Linked DNA regions of Homo sapiens: region 2 is linked to region 1. The links are chromatin contacts, found by Hi-C in ENCODE. All regions are on one chromosome and are shown on one strand. Each heading gives the region's core, a stretch centred on a gene start or an enhancer-like site at or near the end of the contact. The rest is flanking DNA. Distances are from core to core; before and after follow the strand shown. Region 1 has its middle 14 kb from the start of MIR7153. Region 2 has its middle 7.4 kb from the start of ANKRD62.

The links. Hi-C counts contacts between places; a loop is a spot of excess contacts on that map. Pooled maps may share reads with other maps.
Region 2: a pooled map shows a loop between it and region 1 (2.8-fold over the local background). The contact joins two enhancer-like sites. A Hi-C loop is called at or near these places in 2 of 50 pooled maps.

The regions. Positions count from the first base shown.
Region 1 is chr18:11,666,605-11,671,849 of GRCh38, reverse strand. No RefSeq gene overlaps it. Among named protein-coding and RNA genes, the nearest start is that of MIR7153, 14 kb to the right of the region's middle. Within about 2 kb of position 2,054, at least 2 of the 41 ENCODE cell types and tissues checked have a DNase peak (open chromatin) inside an H3K27ac peak, as active enhancers do.
Region 2 is chr18:12,083,810-12,089,054 of GRCh38, reverse strand. No RefSeq gene overlaps it. Among named protein-coding and RNA genes, the nearest start is that of ANKRD62, 7.4 kb to the left of the region's middle. RefSeq lists enhancers at 1-7, 2,155-2,887. Within about 2 kb of position 2,219, at least 4 of the 41 ENCODE cell types and tissues checked have a DNase peak (open chromatin) inside an H3K27ac peak, as active enhancers do.

The DNA of each region.
Region 1 (5,245 bases), core at 805-3,304:
TGTGTTCTTTCTATAACCTCAAGATGGTCTAGAAACTTCTATACCTTACTGGGGGGTTGGGACTTCATTCTGAAGGCTCCTGTGGGTACGCGTTAAGTACATTTGTATGCATTTTCTCCTGTTAATCAATCTGCCTCATGTCCGTTATTTTTCAGAGAACCTTCAGGGGCTAAGGCCAAAGCTGTCCCTTGCCCCCCACATCTGGACCCAGGCATCAAACCAGACACCCAGGAGGCAGGCAGGGAGGGCCGAGCCTCCGGATCTGTACAGATACACAGCTCATTCTTACTTTAGTGGTTCCCAGAGAGCCTAGTGGCAAAGACCCAAGCGCAAGAGGGAGTTTGTTTCTCCCGGTTCAGAGATAGCTTATTATAGGAGCAAAGACTTAAAATCAAAACCTGCTCTGTGGTAGCTCCAGTCTATTATCCATCTCTGATGGGTGGGCTCAGCCCACTGCCTGCCTCACTTGGAGGCCACAATACCCCTCTACCAGTGTGGGCCCGGCTGGCGTGTTCATGCTGACTCCATCCCCTTAGCCATACTTAATCGGGTCAGGGTGGAACCTTGACTGTAGATGAATCATTCTTGGTACAAGAATTAGTATCAAGAAAGCCATTCCTCCTCTGTTTTGGCACGTGATGTGCAGACTCAGGAGCTGTGGGGCAGCCCAGGGGCATCAGGGGACGCCCCGGTCATGGAGAGAAAAGAAGGAAATGCATGCTCAAAGAGGAGCAGAGGCAAGACCTGGACAGTGCTGGGGGTTTCCAGGTGGCGGCTGCAGGCCCTTCTGAAGCCAGCCGTGATCTCGGCCTTGCTGTCTGATAGACACTCCACTGTCTTCACAGTGAGAGCCATCATTGTTGTCTTTCCCAGTTTCTTTCTTGGGGACTTCCTCTTCATGCTTCCCAATTTAACTCAAGCCCCTTTTCTTTAGACGACCCTCCAGACCTTTCTAGGCTGCTGGTTGCTTCCTTCTGTGTTTTCACAGAGCACTTTGCCTAGGTCCCTCGGAATTCCTTAAAGGTGTTGTGTCTAAATTTGTCTTTGTAGCACCATTGTGTATTACAGAGCTTGACAATACAAAGAGCGCCAACAGAGTCTTAGAATGAGCTGCTCAGAGCTACGTCCCAAAGTGATAAAATATATTAATAGCGCCTAACAATTAGCAAACTTTTCAAGAAATTTGGCTATGAAGAGGAGAGAGTGTGGTATCTGGGGGGAGGATGAAATGATATAGGACCCAGGCCAGCAGGAAGCCCAGTGAGCTCGGCAGGGAGAGGGCAGCCATCCAGGGCAGAGCTGGCTTCAGAGCACCTTTACGTGACAATGTGTGATATTTGATGTGAGAATTTGATTTTCTGCTTCCGTAGCAAAATATTCTTTTTAAGAGATTGTCGTGTGGTCCTGAGCTGTTTTTGACAGCGTATTTCGGTGGGTATTCAAAAGGCTTGGGTGTTGAGAAAGCTCAAGATCCGCACGTGAAGATGACTGCCAGCCCTCAGCCCCAGTTAGAAACCTTGAGAGAACCAGCGAGGTCTGGGCAGAGACCAGAGAGCTCAAGGAGAGTAAGAAGAAAAAGACGGGTGGAGGGGCTGAGCTCAGCTTGGATCGCAGCAAGAACCCTGAGAAGGTTCTGAGTCAGTGGCAGTTGGAAGTGCAGGCAGTTAGAGGCTGGTTCCGCAGCAGTTGGAGGGGAGGACAGTAACCAGGGAAGGTTAGCGCCAGCAGGGCTGCACGCCACAGGCTGGGGCTGGGGGAGAGGGAAGGTACAGAGAGCGGCAAACTGTCGAACTCCTTCCTCTTCATGCTTCACGGTTCCCCAGCCACGTGTTTGGTGTAAATGAGGAGGGCCGGAGGGGCCAGCCTGCAGGGTGGGTTCCAGTTGCCCTGAAAGGCAGGGAGCAGGCAGAGATAGAGTGCAGGGCATGGCATTGGAGGCCCAGTCCACCCTGTTCACCCTCCTCTCCCACATCAGGCTGGCACTCTGCACATTTAGGGTGTGGCCAAGCCTCAGCCAGCAGAAGCAAGTCTGGTCTTGCTGACCAGCCTGGCCGGCTGGCGGAGAAAAGGAGAAGACGGTGTCTCTAGGGAGATCCCGGGCCTGAGCGGCAGCGTCTGTCAAATGTGTTTGGCTTCTGTCTCTTGAGTAGCCCATCTGAAATGAGGAAAGGGCCAAGGGGCCCCGGGGCTCAGGTCCACCACCCACACTCCCATTCTCACAGCCCTGCTGGACCAAGGCATCTCTCAAGTGGGCCGCACTGGCCGTTTTTCTTGGTTGCTTGCCTGACTCCAATCTACTCTCCACAAAGCAGTTAGAATTAGAAAACAGACGAAAGCCATGTCTGCCGCCAGCCCTGCTGTGCTGCCTGTGGCCAGCCACCCGCCCCAGACCCCACAGCCATGGCTGGTCACCTGCCTTAGGCTCCACAGCCCTGCTGGCTGGTCACCTGCCTCAGAACCCACAGTCAGTTCCTGCCTCCTGCAGATGTCGTCTAGGGCTCAGCAAAAAGACCTCTCATTTTCCTATCTCACAGTGCCTCCCTGCCACGCTCTGGCTCTGTATCCTCTTAATTTATTTCTAGTCCTTATCATAAAGTATGAGCCTTTGTCTGTTCACAATCTGTTAGAGGCTCTGTGTTTTTCATCCACACTTAGCGTACATGTGTTGCAGAAGGTGCAAATTAGTCTTGTAGAAGAAAATAAAATCTTGGGACCCCGAAACTCAGTATGCCAAAGGGAAAGTTAAGCTTGTGAAGTGAGTCACACAATACCACCTTTCTTTTGTTCCCAGACAGACAGCTACAACTTCACGACCCTGTGTCATAGCCTCATCCATCAGCCAGGTTCTCACATGGCCTCTGTCACGAATTGCTCACAAGGAAGTGTAGCCATTTGTCTTAGTGCCTCCACTCCCTCCCTCCCTTCCTTCCTGCTGTTTTTTTTTCCCCTTTAAATACTGAGTCTCCACAACCTTCTTTGGAAAGCTCGGATTACAGATACTCCTCTAACTCATGTTTTTCCTGGGCATATCCCCAAACTCTGGTTAAATAAACCTCTATCGATTGAGACTCCTGCCTCAGTCACATTTGGTTAGCAGACTCTGGCTTAAAAGTTTTGGCGACTTTGACTTTTATATGCTGAAACTACAGTGGCCAGTCAGATTTTGGGGGCTCCTGGCATTTCTGGCTCTTTAGCCTAATCTTTTCCATACTGACAGCTCTCTCTCTCTCTCTCTCTCTCTCAGACCCCGCTGACAAACTTGTTGCTACCAAACACAGCACTCTAGTTTCTCTTTCTCTAAATTATTTTCAGGATTCATTTCGCCACTGAACTTTATTTTTACTGAATCACATGTCTTTTGTCGACAACTGATGTCTACCGAAGGCACAGGTGCTCCCTGGTTCAGGCATGGATGTCTAATATCTCATGGACCCTGATGTTGTGCTCCACATTGGTTTCTGATTTTGTTCTGTCACTCCCCAAAGTGTGTTTGCTGAGATGCAGTAACCCATTCAACAAAATATTCTTTGCAACAGGAATTGTTGCATTTTCTTATAAATGTTTAGGTTTGGTGCTGGCCCTCGCACCCAAAGACCATCAAGGGAAGGTGAAAGAGCCACGGTTCCTGAGCCACAGGCCCTGAGCTGGTATTTAGCTCTCTGTTTGCACAGCTTTGATGACAGTGGCTTAGACAGGCCACCTCACTATCTTGACTGGCAAAACAGGAGCAGGGGGAGCCCAGCACTGTCTTCTCTCTTGGAGGGTTTTGCAGGGATCAAATGAGATAATGTCTGGGACAGTACTTTTGTAAAAGGCAAATAGTTAACACTAAGACAGGTCCAGTCTTTTATAATTTAAAGTAGTGTGTAAATGGTATGTCCTCAGACGTTTGCCTGAGTGAACAAATCTAAGTGTTTTCTTTTGCGCACTTAATAAAGCTCACCTTTATGTCAGTCGTGATATAACTGCCTATTTTTTTTCTGCCAGGGTATGTTACAACATCACACTTCCAAGCAAGGCCCAGGCTGGCCCAGATGGGACACGAAGCCCCCAGTAAAGATCAGGAGCACTTCTGGGGGTCCCACCTGAGGGATCTGGTGCATAAAGTCAGGCTTGGTTGTAGGCCCCCAACAAGACATAAAACCTGTACAGGTCAAGAAGTGACGCATCTCTGGCCTGTGAGCCCCTCACGTGCTGGGTGGCACTGAGGTGATGATGACACTATTTCTAAAAGACAGACATAATGCCAGTGACTTCAGTCATTTTCCTCATTTTATGTGGCTATTTTTAAAAGCTGTCCTCCAGAAACAAAAGAATCCCTGAGATAAAATTTCCCAAAGCAAAATGCTCCACCTGACTGGGGTCCGACCTAGGGGTGGGAGAGCTGGATAGTCCTGGGACACAGAGTTAGGTCTGTGCTGTTAAAGGCAGAATTAATATTCCTTGTACTGAACTGAAAAGGACAGATTTAAAAATCGTATCTTTTGTACTTCCATCTAAGCTACTTTAGGGAGTTTTCTGGCTATGAAGCACCTGAATCTTGAGCTGTAATTCAGAAATAAAGCGTATCTGCCCTTCTGTCCACCTTTCTTTCCATCCTTCTGGAAAAAAGCAAAAGGAAAATTCTTAACTTACTAAAGAGAGCATTAATGCAAACGTGAGTCTGAATGACAATCAGATCAATAGCCAATTTCAGAAAAAGCCTTCAGCATTTCTCAAAAGAGAGGCAGAGGCAAGGCACGGTGGTGCTGTGACTGCTTTGGTGGATAGGTGCTGGCACTATTTTCACTCCAGGAAAGCTGTGCCTCCCCTTTGGGTGGGGACGCATGAGGGGCCCTTGTGCTAAGCCACAAAATATGCCAGCCCCTCGCAGGCAGACCCCAGGCAGCACAGATGTGGGATTTGTTTCCCACAGCATTTTAAGACAGTTTGAATTGGTTAGAGGCATTTTAAAATGGGAAACTTTCATACAAAAAAATTGTTTCTGGCTTCTCTGGAAAAGACTAGAAGGCCTTGGGCGTGTGTGTCCCTGTGGTGAGAAGAGGCTGGTTCTGAGGAACGGGCCCCAGAGTGCCCTGAGGCCGTGTCCTCTTTTCCTTAGAGAGGCTGACGGTGACAGCTTGGGCCATTTTATGTCTCCTGCCTGGTCCCTGTCGTTATTTGAATTTGTGACCCTTGCTGCTGAGATCCTCCCCAAGAGAAGGGTGGATGCAACGAGGTTATTGCAGATTTTAAAAGTTGAACT
Region 2 (5,245 bases), core at 970-3,469, 420 kb before region 1:
GGCAAGGACAGGGCCAGGGCAGGGTGATGACACAGCCAGAGCACGGCAGGGCATGTGGTGCCAAAACCAGGGGCCGACCAGTGCCAGCTCAGGGCCAGGAAAAGGCCAGGGCCAGGACAGAGCCAAGAAAGGGTCTGGGTCAGGGCCAGAACCACAGCAGAGCAGGGCCAGGGCCAGGGCCATGGCAGAGTCAGGGCAGGTACTTGACAGGGCCAGAACCAGGCCATAGTGAGGGCAGGGCAAAAGCCAAGGCAGGGTCAGGGCAGGTCCAGGGAGGGGCCAGCGCCAGGCAGGGCCAGGGCACAACCAGGGCAGGGTAAGGCAGGGCAACAGTACCAATGGGCCATGGCAGGGTGAGGTCAGCGCCAGGAGAGGACAGAACAGGCAGGGCCATGGTGTGGCCAGGGCAGGAAAGAGCCAAAGCAGGGCCAGGACAAATCAGGGCGAGGACATGTCCAAGGCCAGCTCAGGGCCAGAACAGGACCAGGACCGTGACCATTGGCAGGACCAGGGTCACGACAAGAGACAGGGCCAGAGCCAAGGCAGGGCCAGTGCAGGTTCAGGGAAGGTCCTGGCCAGGGCAGGGCAGGACCGGGACAGGCCAGGTAATGGTAGGGCAGGTCCAGGGCAGGGCCAGGCTGAAGGCCAAGGCCTTGCCCAGAGCAGAGCCAAGGCAGAGGCAGGGCCACGGCATGGCAGAGCCAAGGTAGCACAGGGCCAAGAAAAAGCCAGGGCAGTTAGGAGCCAGGGCAGGGCCAGGACATTGCCAATACCAGGGCAGGGCCAGGGAATGGCCAGGGCAGAGCCAGGACCATCACCATGGCAGGGGCAGGACCAGGTTTGGGGCAGGAGCAAAACACGGGCAAGGACAGTGCAGGTTCATGGTACAACCAGGGTCCAGAACAGGGGCAGGGCAGGGCCAAGGAAGGGTCTGGGCCACGGCAAGACCAGTGACAGGGCTGGGGCTAGGACGGTGACAGGGCCAGAATCAGGGGAAGGGCCAAGCAGTGCAAGGCCAGGGTGGGGCCAGGCATTTCAGGGTCAGGGCCAGGGCAGAACCAGGGTAAGGTTTCAAGCAGGGAAGGGCCAGGGCCAGGACAGGAGCAGGGTCTGGGGTAGGGCAAGGGTAGGGCCAGAACAAGGGCAGGGCCAGAGCAGGGTAAGGGTCAGGGCCAAGGCCAGGGTAGGGACAGGATGAGAAATATGGCAGGACCAGGGGTAAGGCCAAGGCCAGGGCTGAGTCAGGGCAGGGAAGGGCGTGGTATGGCCAGTGCAGGACAGGACCAGAGCTGGTCCATAGACAGGGCAGGGCCCATGATGCCAAGGCAGGGCCAGGCTAGTGCCAGGGCTGAGGCAGTGTCCGAGGATGTCCAGGGCACAGCCAGGTCCAGAGCCAAGCCAGGGAACAGCCAAGTCAGGGTAGGGCAGGGCAATGGCAAGGCTGGGTCACTGCCGGGACAGGGCAGAACAGGGCAAGGTGATGGTAGGGGCAGGGCAGGGATAGGCCAAGGCAGGGCCAGGTCACTTCAGGGCCAGGACATCTCCAAGTCCAGTTCAGGGCCAGGGCCAGGGCTATGGCAGGACAAAGGCCAGGGCAAGGGCCAGGGCCAGAACCAGGTCTGGGCTACGGCCAGGTCCAGAGCACGGCCTAGCCAAGGCTAGCGTGAGGGCCAAGGTAGGTCCATGGCAGGGTCAAACCAGAGTAGGACAAGGGCAGGTCCAGGGCAGGGTGATGACACAGCCAGAGCACGGCAGAGCGTGTGGTGCCAAGACCAGGGACCGACCAGTGCCAGCTCAGGACCAGGACATTTCGACCATGGCCAGGGCAGAGCCAGGAAAGGGTCTAGGTCGGGACCAGGACTAAGGCGGAGTAGGGCCAGAGCCATGGCAGAGTCAGGGCACGTCCCTGGCAGGGCCAGGTCCCAGGCCAGGGATATGGCAGCAGCAGGGACAGGGCCTGGATAACGGTCAGGGCCAGGGATATGGAAGGACCAGGGTCAGGGCCAGGGCCTGGGCGGGGCCAGGACAGGGCCAGAACCAGGCCATAGTGAGGGCCGGGCAAAAGCCACGGCAGAGTCAGGGCAGGCCCATGGAGCGGCCAGTGCCAGGAGGGGCCAGGGGACAACCAGGGCAGGGTAAGGCAGGGCAATGGCACAACTGGGCCATGGCAGGGCGAGGTCATTGCCGGCAGAGGGCAGAACAGGCAGGGACATGGTGGGGCCAGGGCAGGGACGGGCCAAGGCAGGGCTGGGACAAATCAGGGCCAGGACATGTCCAAGTCCAGGTCAGGGCCAGAACAGGACCAGGACCATGACCTTTGGCAGGGCCAGGGCCATGGCAGGCCCAGGGTCAGCACAAGGAGCAGATCAGAGCCAAGGCCGGGCCAGCACAGATTCAGGGAAGGTCCAGGGCAGACGCAGGGCCACAGCCTGAGCCAGGGAAGGGCCAGTGCAAGGGCAGGGCCAGGGCAGGGACACAATAACACAGGGCTAAGACAGGGCCAGGGTGGGGCCAGGGCAGGGTAGGGCAGGGCCAAGACAGCCAGGTAACAGTAGGGCAGTCCAGGACAGGGCGGGGCCAGGCTGAATGCCAATGCACCGGCCCTCCCTACAAGGCTCCTGCCACCTGGCCACTGCCGCAGCTCCACCACTGCCATAGGCCTGCCCCCACCCTGGCTGCTGCCACCTGCCTTCCTAGTGTTGCCACCCTCCTACCTCTCTGGCATGCTTCAGTGAGGCGAGCTGCAGTGTTGCAACCTTCAGTGTATGGCAGGTGTCTCCTCCTCCTCCTGGCATGGAGCAGCTGGGCAGACAAAGCCAGAAGAGCCTAGAGGAAGATGCAAAGGGTGGTAGCGTCAGAGCCTCACCTTGTCATGTGAGCCACTGGGTGGCAGAGGCCAGTTTCAGCAAAGGCACTCACACCCAGCCTCCAAAGTCCAGCCTCTCCTTTTGGCCCAAGCTAGCCAGGAACTGGGGCCTAAGGTGGGTGCTGGAGACACCACAGATCCCAGCTCCCCACTCCACAGGAGCCGCTGGGCCCACCGGGGCTGCACTCCTTGTTGAGCAGGAGCAGCAGAAACTCAGAGATCAAGCCAACCCTCTGCATCCAGGTGCCAATTCCCATTCTGGACGCCTCCACGCACAGGGCCCTGTTCCCTGTGGTGTCCACTACTCCATACCCAGAGGTGCCAGGCAGGCTCTGTGGCACAGACCCAGAATGCACAGGCCCAGTAACCATGGCAGGTGTGGGCTCTGCCATGCTTAGGATTCCCACGGAAACACTGTGCACCTGCCACACTCCAGTATGAGCAACAGGAGGTCGCCCTCTGGAGTGTGGAGTCCAGGGAGAGGAGAATTGCTCCTTCCTTGGATGCCACCACTGTCGCTGCCACCTCTACCAACCACCGCCAGCAGTGCAGCCCCCAACAGCACCCAACTAGCCCCCCTCCATGGCTAGTCCTGCCTCAATAGCGCCCCCCACTTCCACCCCCAACAAAGCCGCCAGCAGCATAGTACCTGATTAGTGCCCCTAACCTGTCCTCCTCCACGGGCACTGCAGCCCCAGAGAGCACCCATAACCCACTCCCCGCCATGGGCAGCACAGCCCCATATAGTGCTACCAACAGGTACACCCAACGCAGGCAGTGACACCTCTGAGAGTACCCCCAACGCACCCCCCACTGTGAGAAGTCCAGCCCCAGATAGCCCCTGTCGTACCACTCTGGTAGTGCTGCAGTCTCTGTCGCCGCCACCACCAACCACAGTGAGGCGAGCCGCTGCGCCACAGGCTCTAGCCTCCAGCTGCCAGGCACAGAGCAGCTCTTGCTGACGGCCGCCTCCTACCACTTCAACCACGCTGCTGTCTCCATGGCCATCTTCTTTGACTACAAAGGAATAAAACTAGATATAAGTAAGAGAGTGATTTTGGAAACCATACAATCACATGGAAGTTAAACAATCCATTCGTGAATGAATGACTAGTGGGTCAATGAAGATACTAAGATGGCAATTGAAAAATTTCTTGAAACAAATGGTAATGAAAACACAATATACCAAAACTTATGACACACAAAAAGCAGTAGAAAGGCAGAAATGTATAGCTATAAGTGCCTACCATCCAAACAGAAGAAAAACTTCAAATAAACAATACACCTTAAACAACTAGTAAAGAACAAACTAAACCCAACATAAATAATAAAGATTGTAGCAAAAATAAAATTGAAATAAAAAAACACAAGACTAAACAAAAAGTTGGCTTTCTGGAAAGTTAAACAAAATTGACAAACTTTTAGTCAGGCTAACTAAGAAAAAGAGAAGATTCAAATAAATAAAATCAAGAGATAAAAAAAGGAGACATTACAACTGATGCTTCAGAAATGCAAAGGATCATAACTGCCTATTTAATAGGCCAATTAATTAAAAAGCCTAGTAGAAACTGACAAATTCCTAGACGCATACAATCTACCTAGGTTGAACCATGAAAACATCGAAGACCTGAACAGATCGGTAACAAATAATGAGATTGAAGCCATCAGAAAAAGTCTCCCAGTAAAGAAAAGCCCAGGAACCGATGGCTTCACTGCTGATGGCTTCACACCACACATTCACAGACCTAGTACCGATCCTACTCAAAGCTATTTTGAAAAACAGGAGGGCAGACCTAGTACCAATACTACTCAAAACTATTTTGAAAAACAGGAGGGAATACTTCCAAACTTATTCTATGAGGCCATTATTACCATAATACCAAAATCAGACAAAGACATCAAACAAGGAAACTACAGGCCAGTATCTCTAATATTGATACAAAAATCCTCAACAAAATGCCAGCAAATCAAATTCAACAATACATTAAAAAGATAATTCATCATGACCAAGTGGGATGTATCCCTGAGATGCAAGGGCCATTCAACACAAAATCAGAGGGATACACCATATCAACCGAATAAAGGACAAAAACGGTACAATCGTGTCAATTGAAACTGAAAAAGCATCTGATGAAATTCAGCATCCCTTCATGCTATAAATAAATCATCAAAAATCTGGATACAGAAGAAACATACCTCACCATAATAAAAACCACACGAGAGAGACCCACAGCTAGAATCACATGGGATGGGGATATATGGAAAGCTCTTCCTCTAAGATCTGGAACATGATAAGGATGCCCACTGTCACCACTGTTACTTAACATAGTACTGGAAATCCTAGCTGAAGCAAAATCCTAGCTAAAGCACACACCAAAC